Linked DNA regions of Homo sapiens: regions 2, 3, 4 and 5 are each linked to region 1. The links are chromatin contacts, found by Hi-C or POLR2A ChIA-PET in ENCODE. All regions are on one chromosome and are shown on one strand. Each heading gives the region's core, a stretch centred on a gene start or an enhancer-like site at or near the end of the contact. The rest is flanking DNA. Distances are from core to core; before and after follow the strand shown. Region 1 holds the start of LIAS (lipoic acid synthetase). Region 2 holds the start of TLR6 (toll like receptor 6). Region 3 overlaps RHOH (ras homolog family member H). Region 4 has its middle 16 kb from the start of TLR1. Region 5 has its middle 23 kb from the start of TLR10.

Region 1 (2,700 bases), core at 21-2,520:
TCCTGACCTCAGGTGATCCACCTGCCTCGGCCTCCCAAAGTGCTGGGATTACAGGCGTAAGCCACCGCACCCGGCCCGAAAATCTCTGGAACTAACATATATCACACTTTCATGTACTCCACCTACCAGGAACTAGATGTTTGTCTTTCAACAAGATTGAACTGCAATAACTGAAGAAGGTGCCACAGTTTAAAACTGTTCTGGTCCTGACTTGAATCAGGGGCGTTTAAAGTGAAGTGTGCAATAAATCTCTCGAGCTTTGAATAATTGTTGAAACGTAGGTTAATAATGCCCAATTAGTTTCAGACAACTGGAAGGTTAAAACCAAGCCTAACGTTTTTACTTTCTTTTTCTTTTTTTTTTTTTGAGATGGAGTCTCGCTCTGTCGCCCAGGTTGGAGTGCAGTTGCGCGATCTCGGCTCACTGCAACCTCCGCCTCGCGGGTTCAAGCGATTCTCCTGCCTCAGCCTGGCGAGTAGCTGGGACTACAGGCGCACGCCACCACGCTCAGCTAATTTTTGTATTTTTAATAGAGGCGGGGTTTCACCATGTTGGCCAGGATGAACGTTTTTACTTTCTAGGTTACATTGTTTCTGTGTTTGAACGTGGCAGTCAAGAACATAAGAAATCATGGTATTCGGCTTTTACATCTGAACACAAACGTGTATGAGATAGCCAAAACACTACAAAATCCACGAGTCTGCACATGTATCTCAAAAGAACCTTCGACAACTCAAAGAGTGCCTGTTAGGGTGTTGCACGATTGCTACTGCACTTCTCAATGTCTGCCGCTGAAGCCTAGCGGACAGGTTTGTGTTCTCTGCGGCTAGAGTGGTGTCTCACACACAGTAAGAGTCCAAGACAGAATAGCTATGTGGGGTGCTCACTGCAGTGCTCCATAAATATAGGGTACAAACCACTCTAAGCAGAAAATAAGTCCTCGGTGCTGGCCCAGAGAGACTTGCAAACAAACTGATGCCAGAGACTCTATATCATGGGGCTGGCGGGATAATTACATGAGATTACACGAAAAACGTTTAAAACTGCCGTTGGCTAGTAGTAAATGTTCAGTAAATGCACTGGCCTTTATTATTGGGCATGGGCGCTCTGAAGGGATAGGATCCCCCCACCCCACGCCCAAACCCGTTCGCCCCGCCGCTCACCCGGGGCCCCAGGGTGCGGGCTGCATCCCCGCAGCGTAGAGACATTTCCTCTTTAGGACTAGCGCAGTGCAGGGGTTGAGGGATCGCTAACTCCCGGGAAAGGACAGGTCGAAATTACGTCGCTCCATTTATGACAAGCAGCCAAGCTGCTCCACGATTGGCTGCTTTAGCCTTACGTGCGTCGCGCACTCATGACGCAATACGCAGGCCCCTTACGCGATACAAGTACGTAATGACGACAGACGTTCTTTCTTTGCTGCGTCTACTGCGAGGTAAGGATGTTTCTGTGCTCGTGGGGGTACTGGGAATCTGAAACCATCTGCTCTGGGAAAGGCTGCGGCGCGGCTCCCACTCTCGGAACCTTGTCCTGTTTGTCCCCCAGCTCGGCAAGCGCCATATGAGCCTGGCGGCGCCAGATGCGAATCCTGTTGTGGGCTTTTTGGCCTATTCCCGCCCCTCAGTCTTGCCGGGATGGCACCGCCCGCATAGGACTTCCAGGGTTGGGCTGAGTGGGAGTTCGACTGCTGGGCCTCGTAATTCTCGCTTTGGGGCTGCTCCTTCCAGGCTGGGACACACTGGGGCCCGCTGTCGGTCTCCCGTCCTCCGACATCTTGTCTGGAACTTCCGCCTGGCAGTCTCCAGTAGGAGTGGAGCTCTGTGCGGCGTAGTTTGGTGGAAAAACGGGCCTTGCGTCGGCCTCACCCCCAGTGTTTGTGTTTCAGAATGAAGACTATTCTCAGCAATCAGACTGTCGACATTCCAGAAAATGGTATGAGACTTGATGTCTTTTACTTACATCTTTACTGCACGTTCCAAGCGTTGTGTGGCCTGACGAGTGTGTTCTCTCTTCTAGTCGACATTACTCTGAAGGGACGCACAGTTATCGTGAAGGGCCCCAGAGGAACCCTGCGGAGGGACTTCAATCACATCAATGTAGAACTCAGCCTTCTTGGAAAGAAAAAAAAGAGGGTGAGGGTTTTTCTTCTGATAATTCAGTTGCTCGTTGGAAGGTGGTTTATAACAGCATCACATTTGGTTGCTTTAACAATTTTCGAATTAAGGTTCAGTGCTTCAGCTTTAAATGTTGCTGTCCAGAATACCAGCCTGTTCAGTGAAATTGAAAAACCAGATTCTGAACACAGCCAATTATATAAAGCTCAAATGTAATAGTGGTCATCAGTGACACGTCTTAATGGTGTTAGAAGTTTGGTTTATTTTCCTAGTGATTGCTTTGTAAAAATCACAGGAACCGGCAGTAGGTCATTTAAACCTGATGATTTAATTTTCCAGAAGGGAAGTTTGTTGCAACTTCTACAAAGCTTAACTGTTGGGAGGTTTTATAGGTGGTTGGATTTTTCCAGTTGAAAACCATGTGCTTTGATAAGGGTTAATTCTAGAATCTTAAAGTAATTCGGTAAGTGGTCTGTTGTCTTTTAAGCCTGCATATTTCTGGAAAGAATACATTTTTTGTTCTGTTACAGCTCCGGGTTGACAAATGGTGGGGTAACAGAAAGGAACTGGCTACCGTTCGGACTAT
Region 2 (2,700 bases), core at 115-2,614, 600 kb after region 1:
CTTTGTTTGCTTAACTGTCATTGCCATCTTCGCTATTACTTGATTTTTGTGTTTTTGTCATCCCCTTACAGACGTTTCTGAGTTATGACAGCCTCGACAAGAATAGTCTCCTTGTTTCTGAACATTGGTGTTGTGATGCAATCTCCTAATGAGACATGTCAATGTGCCCAGATCTGCAGTGATAGTTGTCTGTTTTCTTAAGACTTTAGTCCACGGTTACTTGAAATTCCCTCAGAGCCACAGCCAGCCCTTTCCCTTGGCTTGTTTCACAAATCTGGTTTTCCAGGGTCACAGATACCTGCTGCTTTCTGGCTGTCTCCTTTTGCCAGTGGAGCAGAGATCCATCCACTCCTTACTGAGCCTCCCCAGGCCTGAGGAGACTTCCTGTTATGTTTGATGAGTAAGGATGAATCACAAGAAGCCAGCCTTTCTCTTCCTCCTGAAAGCAGAAGTGATTCTTACGGAGATGTCCAACTTTGTCATTAGCCAAATTGTAAGGTCTTAACTTGTTGTTGTTTTTTTTTTAATAAAGATGAGATTGTGCCAGACAGTGAGATAAATTATAGAATGATTGTTTCACTCATGCCTTCTGTCCTTTGCAGAACTCAGTTAAGCAAGAAGTCTGGGGAAAAGGGTTTACTGTCCACCAGAAGTCTCTGTTTAACCAGAGACTTCTGGTAATCAGCCTTTGTTGATGTCATTCTGAAATTCTTCTAAATGGTCTTTAGAAAATTGATTTTTAAATTAGTCTTGCAGGATTTCAGTGTTATTTATTATTCCTAAATTAAAATCTAAACCATTTAATAACACCAAATGTTGATCAGAATGTGGGTATGATTGCTCGTACATATGGCTAAATATGTAGTCATAAATATGTATCAACCAGTAAACTTTCCTTAGAAGTTGATTTTTAAAAAAAAACCCAAATTGTGGAACTATACTTATTTTATTTTAAACTATCTCATCCAGCTAAAATAATGCTCAAAATTGCTTGATAAGGGAAACTGCAATTATTCTTGAAATGTTAAATATGGTGATAATAGAAAACAGGCTGTTTAAAATAACTTTCCACTCAGGTGACAAATGTAATAACCAGGCTGCAAACTCTTACAGAGAAATATTACCTTAGAAAAATATTTTTCTTCACATTGAATTGTTTGTAAGTTGCTTCCTCACACGAATTAGAAAATTGGATTACTGGTTTTGTCTGTAGCCCAGAAAAAACTGCTAACTCACCTCCGGACCTTTGAAAGGTAAAAATATACGTAGGAGTAATTCCAGTGTGGGCCAACAGATGGCACCAATCTGTTTCTAAGGTACCGCTTTACTCAACTTTAAGAACTTGTGTTTGTCAAGCATTTTCAATTGTATTTCCGTTCATTTACAAGTTATTTTCTCTTCTTCTGAAAAAGAGATCTTGGTAAGTAGAAAGACTTCTGTGGCTTTTTCACATTATGGCACAGGTGCTTCAAGTAAGCAAGTTTGCTAACCATTCATTATATAGGAAATAGGTAATGTTTCCTTGAAATTTTTGCAAAATGATTTGAAGTGGTTTTTTTTGTAGATGTTGCAAATGTCCTTTGAATTTCACGAGCAGGATGAAGAGCAGCGTCTTTACAGCTGTCTTGAAAAGATAGAAAACAACTAGCGCTTGTGGTGATAATTAAGGAACAAAACTAATGTTATTTATTTCTTCTGATTTGGCCCAGCGAATTTTCTCTTTTCGTCTTTCTCTAGTTTATTGTTTTCAGTAACATTTAACAGTAATTTTTATATACCACTGATATGGCACCTATTTATTATATGTTTTTACAGCAGACGTGTGTTTGATCTCCCTTGTCGTTTGTCACTGTAACAGTTTGCTGGTCTGTGTCTGTCCCTAATTCATAAGCTTTTTGAAAGCAGGAATTATGTCAGTCCTATTCATATTTATATCCCTGGTGCCTAGTGCGTAGCATGGCACTGGCAGAAAAATAGACTCTGAATAAACATTTATTAAATGGAGGAAGTGGCCGGGACCAAGCCCCTTCACAAGCTTGAATCTGGCACAGTGTAGCAATTGCCTTCCTCCAGGTCCTTCCACCTTCAGTTTGACAAATGAAACAATGTTTTTCTTGCCTATTTGTTAACTTGATTATGTGATCTTTCCTCCACTTATTTCACTTAATTTTTTTTCTGCTCTCTTCTTCCTTGTAGTTTTAATTTTCATAGGTCTTGTCTACCCTTTTTTTCTGAAATGTAGCTTATTTCATCTATTTCCTCACCCTTTTTATTTGATGCATTTAAAAAATCAAGAGCATTTACCTGTTTATTTTTACTTTCTTTAAAAAACTGTGAACTCTCTAATCTTCCACTCTCATCTTCCCATTTTTCCCTCCTTTTTTCCCAATAAATAGAAAAGTTACTATCTTGTTCATTTAGTGTATTCCCTAGGAACTGCCTCAGGGTATGAACGCCTCTGGAGGAATATTGCGTTTTTGTGGCAGGATACCATAAGGACAGCTGACCAGCTTTTCCACCTGGTGACTGATTTTCAGTCCCATGAACCCAGACACCGTGGGTCTGGTTGCCGGGGACCTGTAGGGTAGGTCCTCATCTGTGAATGCCAGTTATCTACTATTATCTGAAAGTTCTCCATCTTTATATTTTAATATTCCAAATAAAACAAGCACGTTTCTTTAAATATAAAATATTTTCACA
Region 3 (2,726 bases), core at 227-2,726, 770 kb before region 1:
TGCAAAAGAACAAACGTCATAATGAAAATACCTTAAAAAGAAAAGAAACTCAAGAGTGAAAATGCATTACCCACACGAAACCAGATGAGAAGTCAAAGTAACTCTGAGAGTGAGGAAGACCCTCTGCCCTGGGGGTTCTTGTTGTCTGAAAAGGTGAGGGGGCTTTGGAGGTTTCTATCTTAGTATTTTGTGTTTTCCCCTTAGACGTAAACGTAGCCTTTGTCTGTGAAAATATGAAATCTGCCTGATGTCTGGATAGACCTCCACCAAGTTCAAGATACTTCCCAGCTGTAAAGCACCATCTCTGACTAAGAAAACCATCACATCTCAAGGTTCCCCCCATCCCCAACCCCAGAACCACCAACCACCACCACCATCCAACACACATATTTAAGCCATTGGTGGTGGACAGCATTTCCTGCTTTTACTTGCTGGTCCAAACAGATTGAAGATGACCTCCCTATTGTAACTTCTCTCCTCATTTTTTCCAGACCATTTCTATATATCCTATTTTCTGATTATAAAAGTAGTACATACACATTATAGAACATTTCGAAAACACTGATCCAAAGAAGATAAAAATCAGTTACCACCTAGAACCAAAAGCTGTAAAATATTAGCATACATTTTTCTGGGGTTTTTTATTCAGTGCATCATTTTTTTCCAAAACTAAGAATACCATACTTTATATGCAGTTTGGCATCTTGTTTTTCTTAATTTAACATTTAGGTCTTAATTTAACATTCTATGTCAAGATTCTTGACATAGAAAATGGCTGCATAAAATTTCATTATGTAAATATAGCATCATTTATTTAACCAATTGCCTACTGTTGGATAGTTTAATAATTCCTTATTTTCACTATAGCAACATTGAGTGAATATTTTTAATATAAATATATGATTATTTCTTTAGGATAAATAGATATGAGAGCAACTGCTGGAACAGAAGAGATAAAAAATTGAACCAATTTATATTCCATGTATGGGCCTATCACTGCATCTCTCTATCAACTCTCACTGGGTATAATATTTGCAAGTTTGACTTGTTTTCATTTGCATTTCATTTACAACTGGTGAAGATTAAAATTTTCTCATCTGTTTCTTGACAACATATATTTTTTCTTTTGTAAGTCATCAGTTTTACCTACTTTTCCAGCAAGACGGTCATTGTTTCTTAATGACTTTTAAAATCCTTTTAGAGATTAAGGATATTAATCTTTTATGATTAAATGTGTTGCAAATATATATATATATATAGTGCCCAGGTATTCTGGGAATTCCCCAGATTCCTGGTACTCCCCCTTCACTGAGCAAACCCTAAACAGAATGTAAAGTAGCATGTTCCCTGCTGCGGAAAAAAAACTCAGCATGATGAGATGCCTGAAAGGTCATCTAATTCAACATACTCATTTCTCCCATGAGGAAACCAAGGACTTGAGAGAAGTGGTTAAGCTGCTGGGGGCCCACACGAGGCCCAGAAACTGAACCAGCTGAGTCAGCACACTTTCCATCTACACAGGATTTTTTCAGATACACATTATGCCTACATTGTATAGCCCATACTTAATTTCCTTAATATTTTAAGCACAATGCTCATATAGCTAGATAGACATGCCAAATTATTCACACAGTAGCAACCTTTATTTCTTTGCCTTTTTCCCACAGAAAGATTTTATTGTGTACTGATGGCTTTTTACTCAAAAGGTAGCTGTCAATGTTTTTTGTTTGTTTTTGTTTTTGTTTTTTGTTTGCTTGTTTTCAGAGTCTCACTGTCACCCAGGCTGGAGTGCAGTGGCGAGATCGGCTCACTGCAACCTCCACCTCTCAGGTTCAAGTGATTCTCGTGTCTCAGCCTCCCGAGTAGCTGGAATTACAGGCATGCACCACCACACCCGGATAATTTTTGTATTTTTAGTAGAAACGGGATTTCGCCATGTTGGCCAGGCTGGTCTCGAACTCCTGACCTCAAGTGATCCACCTGCCTTGGCCTCCCAAAGTGCTGAGATTACAGGCGTGAGCCACCACACCCAGCCACAGCTCCCAGTTTTAATATAAAAATACTTTTTAAACACCTGTTCCCTTTCTCATCCACTTCCTTCGAGATGGATCATCTCTTTTTAGGAGAAATCATTAAGCTTTCCAGCATTCTCTAGAAGTAGGATAACCCCTTAACTTGCAGATTGCTTAAGCTATAAAAGAAGTCAAGGCATTTAATAATTTGTTCTGGATATGCAGCCCAGAGCACTGGAAGGAGTGAGGTGATTTAGTTTTAGTTTCAGTGTGTAAGGCTGCCGATATGCAATTGTTTGCAAAGGGCCCATGTTGTGGAGTTGACAGTCACGGTTAGATATTTTTTTCTTTTTCTTTTTTTTTTTTTTTTTTTGAGATGGAGTTTCACTCTTGTTACCCAGGCTGGAGTGCAATGGCGTGATCTCGGCTCACCACAAACTCCACCTCCTGGGTTCATGCGATTCTCCTGCCTCAGCCTCCCAAGTAGCTGGAATAACAGGCATGCGCCACCACACCCAGCTAATTTTGTATTTTTAGTAGAGATGGGGTTTCTCCATGTTGGTCAGGCTAGTCTTGAACTCCCGACCTCAGGTGATCCGCCCGCCTCAGCCTCCCAAAGTGCTGGGACTACAGGCATGAGCCACCGCACCCAGACAGTCACGGTTAGATTTTCATCTCCCTTGCTGAGCAGCAGTATAACCTTGGGCAAGTCAC
Region 4 (2,700 bases), core at 5-2,504, 640 kb after region 1:
CCTAATTGTCTCCCAACATCTCCAACTCTTAATACAGCTCTTTCTCCGTATCCACAGGGGATTGGTTCCAGGAGCCCTGTAGATTCCAAAGTCTGTGAATGCTCAAGTCCCTTATGTAAAATGGCATACTTCCAACCTGAGCATCATAGTGAGACCCCACCTCCTCAAAAAAAATACATGCCTGGCGGCACATGCCTGTAGTCCCAACTACTCAGGAGGCTGAGGTGGGAGGATTGTTTGAGCCCAGGAATTCCAGGCTGCAGTGAGCTATGATCATGCCGTTGCACTATAGCCTGGGCAACAGAGCAAGACACTGACTCTGAAAAAAAAAGTGTACTATTTACATATAACCTATGTACATCCTCTCATATACTTAAATCATCTCTAGATTTCTTACAATACCTAATACAATGTAAATGTTATGTAAATGTTATGTAGTTGTTAAACTGTATGGTCTTTTATTTTTATTATTTTGTATTATTATATTGTTATTATTTATTTATTCATTTATTGAATATTTTCAATCCATGGTTGTTTGAATCTATGGATGTGGAACCCATGGATATGAAGGGCTGATTGTATTATCCCCTTGGGGGTTAGGATTTCACCATAGGAATTTTGAGGGGCACACAAACATCCAGACCATAGCAAAAGAGATAAGAAACCTAGGTTAGTGACCAGGGAGGGCTGCTAGGATGAGCCTTGATGAAAGATCTTTCATCAGGAGGATCCTGGGCATGTGGCTGGGAAGGGTCCTGGGCATGTGGCTGGGAAGACCCTTCAAAGGGGAGGGCACAGTGGGTGCAAAGTTGGAAGTGAAAGAATACCATGAGCGAAGAAAGCATCAAATTGGCAGTGTTGCTGGATGTGTTAGTTTCCTGTGGCTACCAAAACAAATTACCACAAACTGGGTGGCTTAAAACAACAGAAATATATTTCTCCCAGTTCAGGAAGGCAGAAGTCAGAAATCAAGGTTGGCAGGGTTGTTCCTTCCAGAGGCTGTCAGGGAGAAATCATCCCTTTCCTCTCTCCTAGCTTCTGGTAGTTGCTGGCAAACCTTGGCGTCCCTTGGTTTGCAGATGCATCAGCTGCTTCTTAGAATGCCCTGGAGGACATGCCCCAGTAGTTAGCAGCTTTCTATAGAATGTGGTACATAATACTTCTTTGTCTTTAGTTTTGGACCCAAGTCATAAGAAAAGTTCCAGTCAACACCCTATTACGTAATCAGTAGAACCAACAGATGAGAAGAGAAACCAAAATTATTGGTAGGCTATTGACATACATGGCAGATGCGCAATCTAAAAAAATGTATCCCAAATTTGGGTTAAATAATCAATAATCTGTGCCTGTGTCTTCACATGGTGTTCTCCTCCAAGTCTCTGTCTTTTTTTTCCTGTCTCTTACAAGGACACTCTAGTTGGATTTAGGAGCCTCCTTAATCTGATGCCATCACATCTTGGTCCTTAACTTAATTAGATCTACAAAGACTCTTTTTTCAATGAGGTCACATTCTGAGATTTCAGAATAAATCTGAAATAAATGGACATAAATGTTTGGAGGTTGGGTGGAGGACACTATTCAACCCAGTCCTCTGGAGTTGGCATGACCAGCTCTGATGCCCTGGAGACTCAGTTGAGTGTGGCAGCAGAAAAGAAATGTTATCCTGGAAAGAGTGAAGACTCTAAAAGAAGCTGCTTGGAAAGTCAGAGGTACAAAGAAAGGAGTAATAGGCAAAGAGAATAGAGTGGATGGGTGTAAGAGCACAGGAAAGAGACAGTGGATGGAGACCCGGGATATAAACGGTGAGAGTGTGGGAGTTTTAAAGAGAATGAGACCACAAATATGGGGAAAGGAGGAGGTATTTCTGTCTAGGTTTCTGGGGACTGGTTTGATTAGAAAGGAATGAGACTAAACTACAGGGAGTAAAAGACCTGAGGGGATTTCTAAAACCACAGGGACTTTCTGAGAGTTTCAATTACGGTTAGTTTATGAGGAATCTCAACATCATCTAGTCCAAATGTGAAGTAGTGTTTATTTTTCTCAGTCATTCCATCAACTGGATTCTGAAATTCCCCTCTTGTCACTCCTTAGTGATATCTTGAGCAGATTTAATACTTCTGCAGTCCTTTTGAGATACTGATACTCCAATCTAGTTTAAAATTCTAAATCTCCATCTTCATCTAAAACTCATCTTCTTTCTGCATGTCACAGGCTAGGTCTGTAGCTCAACCTTGGCATATATTTTGGAGGTAGGCATGGTTTATCTGAGATACACTCTTCTTGCCCCTCCCTCTCCCAGATCTAGCTCCCTGAAGTGGAGATCAAGGATGAGTGGTAAGAAGGCAGATATCCTTTTCTATAATTGTGTCGATTAAGGTACAGTCTAAGCTGCAGGACTGGGAGACCTCAAATACAGAGGCTTAAATAAGATTGAGGTTTATTTCTTTCTCATATAATAGAAAAAAGTATAGCTAAGAGGTCTAGAATAGGTAAGCTGTCTCTATTCCACAAAATCATTCAAGGGCTCAGGATGACCAGATGTCTCTGTTTCCTATAGCTCTGGTCTTATCCTATGGCCTCCATTCTCCCTTGCATGGAGCCACAGGAGCTGATGAAGCCCTCCTGTGCCTTTTTGTGTGTGTGTGGCCCATGGGATGCTGAGGTGGAGATACACCCCCTTTCCCAGGTACCTGATACCAC
Region 5 (2,860 bases), core at 1-2,500, 700 kb after region 1:
CACTCCTGTCCCTAATTAGAAACAACAGCAGAGAATTGCTGAAAGCTATATTCCAGCTAAAACCAGGCTGCAGCGTTCGCATCACCTGAGAGACGTCAGACATGCAGAATTTCAGGCTCCATCCCAGGCCTACTGATTCAGAAGCTGCATTTTAGCAAGATCCTGGCTGGATTTTATGCACAGTAAAGTTTGAGAAAGAAGGCTTTAAAAATGAACTGAGCAATACAATCCTTTTTTTTTTTTTGCACGGGGGGAGGTGTTCAATAGCAGAGTAGGGTGACTCTAGTTAACAACAATGTATTGTATATTTCAAAGTAGCTAGAAGAGAGAACATGAAATGTTCCCAGCACGTAGAAATGATACTCAGGGTAATGGAGACTCCAAATACCCTGACTTGATCATTACACATTTGATGCATATAACAAAATAGCACATGTACTCCATAAATATGTAAACTATCATATATCATTAAAAAAAATAAACTGAAGGCCTTAAAAAGGAATAAAATAATGGCATTTGCAGCAACCTGAATGGAATTGGAGACCATTATTCTAGGTGAAGTGACTCAGGAATGGACAATCAAACATCGCATGTTCTCACTTATAAATGGGAGCTAAGCTATGAGGCCACAAAGGCATAAGAATGATACAATGGACTTTGGGACCTCGGGGGAAAGGGTGGGAGCGGGGGGGTGAGGGATAATAGACTACAAATTGGGTACAGCGTACACTGGTTGGGTTATGAGGGCACCAAAATTTCAGAAACGACCGCTAAAGAACTTATGCGTGTAACCAAACACAATCTGTTCCACCAAAACCTATTGAAATTTTTGAAAAATTATTTTCCTAAAATAAAGGATATTTCAAGGAGTGCCTTCTCCATCTTGTGGCCCTCTGATGATGATAGCTCTGAAAGCTTTGAAAAGCTTGCAAATACCCAACTTCAGGAATAAATCACCTCTGAGACCCTCACCTGAAGACAGGATACTTCCTGCAACTCCAGGACTTTAAAGTCGGAAGAATTGTTTTTTTAAACTGGACTCTGAGGACACACTCTTAAAGTCACTCAAATTCTCTACAAAATTCTTAAGTTTTGTGTTTCTATTTCTAAAGATAATAAAAATAATTGATATGATCAAAAAACAAAAATTAACAAAAAAACACAAAAACCCCCCAAAATGAACTGAGGTTGTGTGCCCTTGTGTGAAATTTTGGGTTGCAGTGCCACCTTGAGGTCACTTTAGTATTTTTCGCTGAGCTTTGCAGTGGACGAGCTGCGTGGGACACAACAGAAGTCAGTTCATTCCTCCCTGGAGGAAACAGACCGCCCTTGTGTTAGTGCCCAGAGGTCTCCGACTGCGGCCTCTCTGGGCCACACTGTCAATTGAAGAGATATGGGCCCTCTTCCAAGGACGCCTTCTATCCAAGCTTAGAAGAATGGCTCATAGGCTAAGGCACTTTCTGCGTCAGCAACAGCAACAGATCTCAAAGAATGTCTGCCCCCATCACAAGATTTTTCATAAAATGTAGAAAGCCATTAAAGCTCAGAGGCACAAAGCATGGCTTTAGAGATCATCTAGATGAGTGAGCCCCACCTTTCAGGAATGAGAATTGCTTTATGATAATGGTTGGCATTTGCTGCATATTTACTGTGTCCCAAGCACTGTTCTAAGCACCTCCATGTACTTAGTCATTTGAACCTTAGAACAATTTAGTGAGATCAAAATAGTGATCTCTATTTTACAGACTCCTGTGTGGCAGTCATTTTGTTTGTACTATTTGTTGGTTAGGAAAATCTACACTAAGAAGAAACTATTGCTATGAATCTAGTAATTCTTGAAAATGAATTTGCATTGAATTAAATCCAATAACAGCCAATAACATCTATATATATTCAGGGAAGAGTAGTATAGAGATATAAATTATGTTATCTACCAAGCCTCAGACCACGGTTGTGGCATAGATAGACTTAGGGCCTCTTGCAACAGCTCCAAAGCTCTCCACGGTATTCTTAGCCCACAGGCTGGGAACCCCCAGTGTAGAAACACACCCCACGTGCTTTATAGATGGCACACCGTACAATCCTGAACACACCTGATTTCATCTGGTCTCTGATGATTAGTGGGATCAGGCTACCTTGGTCTTGGATGGGAGATTGTGGGGGAAGTTGCAGATGAGGAAACTGACTTCAGAAAGTTGTTATAGTTATTCTTCTAGCTTGAAAAAGCTACACTAGAGAGAAAAAGAGACCATGGGCAGTATCTCCTTTTCATTCTTCAACCTATACACCCTAGGAAGGTTAATTCTCCTAAAACACAGTTCTGTTTGGGTTATTTTCCCCCTCAAAATGACCCCCAGCTCTACCTGACTGCTTATTGTAAGGTAAAGCCATCTTCGTCTCCAAAGCAAAATCGAATACCAACCAACCTGCTTGTTGTTACTCTGTTGATGTCCCTTACCCTCTGTCTAGACTATGTGTTGCCCATAGGACAAGAAGAATGCTGGCCTTAGAGAAGACTTGGAGGGAGAGCTTTGGAGCTGTTGCAAGAGGCCCTAAGTCTATCTATGCCACAATCGTGGTCTGAGGCTTGGTAGATAACATAATTTATATCTCTATACTAGCCTTCCCTGAATATATATAGATGTTATTGGCTGTTATTAGATTTAATTCAATGCAAATTCATTTTCAAGAGTTACTAGACTCATAGCAATAGTTTCTTCTTAGTGTAGATTTTCCTAACCAACAAACAGACTTGGAGGGAGGCCACCTAGTGGCTAAGGTGACCTTCCTTGGGAAGCAGCACCTGAGTTAAGTCACCAGGAGTGCATGTTTAGGTCCTACCCAGACACAGGAAGACAGT

The links. A loop is a pair of places that touch in the nucleus more often than their neighbours do. ChIA-PET counts read pairs that join two places held with the same protein, here RNA polymerase II (POLR2A). Pooled maps may share reads with other maps.
Region 2: a loop to region 1 is called in a pooled map, with 4 times the contacts of the local background. The contact joins the promoter of TLR6 here to the promoter of LIAS in region 1. A Hi-C loop is called at or near these places in 7 of 50 pooled maps. POLR2A ChIA-PET finds 5 or more read pairs at or near these places in 3 of 52 experiments (BJ, MCF 10A and PC-9).
Region 3: a loop to region 1 is called in a pooled map, with 3 times the contacts of the local background. The contact joins the enhancer-like site here to the promoter of LIAS in region 1. A Hi-C loop is called at or near these places in 4 of 50 pooled maps. POLR2A ChIA-PET finds 5 or more read pairs at or near these places in 4 of 52 experiments (GM12878, K562, activated CD8-positive, alpha-beta memory T cell and 1 more).
Region 4: a loop to region 1 is called in a pooled map, with 2.7 times the contacts of the local background. The contact joins the enhancer-like site here to the promoter of LIAS in region 1. A Hi-C loop is called at or near these places in 2 of 50 pooled maps. POLR2A ChIA-PET finds 5 or more read pairs at or near these places in 3 of 52 experiments (GM12878, OCI-LY7 and T-cell).
Region 5: a map of OCI-LY7 shows a loop between it and region 1 (3-fold over the local background). The contact joins the enhancer-like site here to the promoter of LIAS in region 1. A Hi-C loop is called at or near these places in 5 of 168 maps with a recorded cell type or tissue (HCT116, IMR-90, OCI-LY7 and 2 more), 20 of 37 single-sample maps with no recorded cell type and 17 of 50 pooled maps. POLR2A ChIA-PET finds 5 or more read pairs at or near these places in 1 of 52 experiments (HEK293).

Annotation. Positions count from the first base shown.
Region 1 is chr4:39,457,626-39,460,325 of GRCh38, reverse strand. LIAS (lipoic acid synthetase) reads right to left here and starts at 1,270. Exons shown (of 11, transcript NM_006859.4): 1 at 1,164-1,270. The coding sequence starts at 1,208. RPL9 (ribosomal protein L9) reads left to right here and starts at 1,404. Exons shown (of 8, transcript NM_000661.5): 1 at 1,404-1,435; 2 at 1,886-1,932; 3 at 2,017-2,132; 4 at 2,645-2,700. The coding sequence starts at 1,887. RefSeq lists enhancers at 743-792, 1,163-1,457, 1,653-2,403 and a silencer at 1,173-1,222.
Region 2 is chr4:38,855,481-38,858,180 of GRCh38, reverse strand. It overlaps TLR6 (toll like receptor 6), which reads left to right and starts at 1,364. Exons shown (of 2, transcript NM_006068.5): 1 at 1,364-1,420. RefSeq lists an enhancer at 1-915.
Region 3 is chr4:40,226,186-40,228,911 of GRCh38, reverse strand. All of the region lies in intron 1 of RHOH (ras homolog family member H), which reads right to left. Among named protein-coding and RNA genes, the nearest start is that of RHOH, 31 kb to the right of the region's middle. RefSeq lists an enhancer at 1,334-1,383. Within about 2 kb of position 1,476, at least 5 of the 41 ENCODE cell types and tissues checked have a DNase peak (open chromatin) inside an H3K27ac peak, as active enhancers do; they include GM12878, where a contact is called at or near this core.
Region 4 is chr4:38,818,990-38,821,689 of GRCh38, reverse strand. No RefSeq gene overlaps it. Among named protein-coding and RNA genes, the nearest start is that of TLR1, 16 kb to the right of the region's middle. RefSeq lists an enhancer at 1,958-2,077. Within about 2 kb of position 1,254, at least 4 of the 41 ENCODE cell types and tissues checked have a DNase peak (open chromatin) inside an H3K27ac peak, as active enhancers do; they include GM12878, where a contact is called at or near this core.
Region 5 is chr4:38,758,106-38,760,965 of GRCh38, reverse strand. It overlaps the pseudogene RNA5SP158. Among named protein-coding and RNA genes, the nearest start is that of TLR10, 23 kb to the left of the region's middle. Within about 2 kb of position 1,250, at least 9 of the 41 ENCODE cell types and tissues checked have a DNase peak (open chromatin) inside an H3K27ac peak, as active enhancers do; they include OCI-LY7, where a contact is called at or near this core.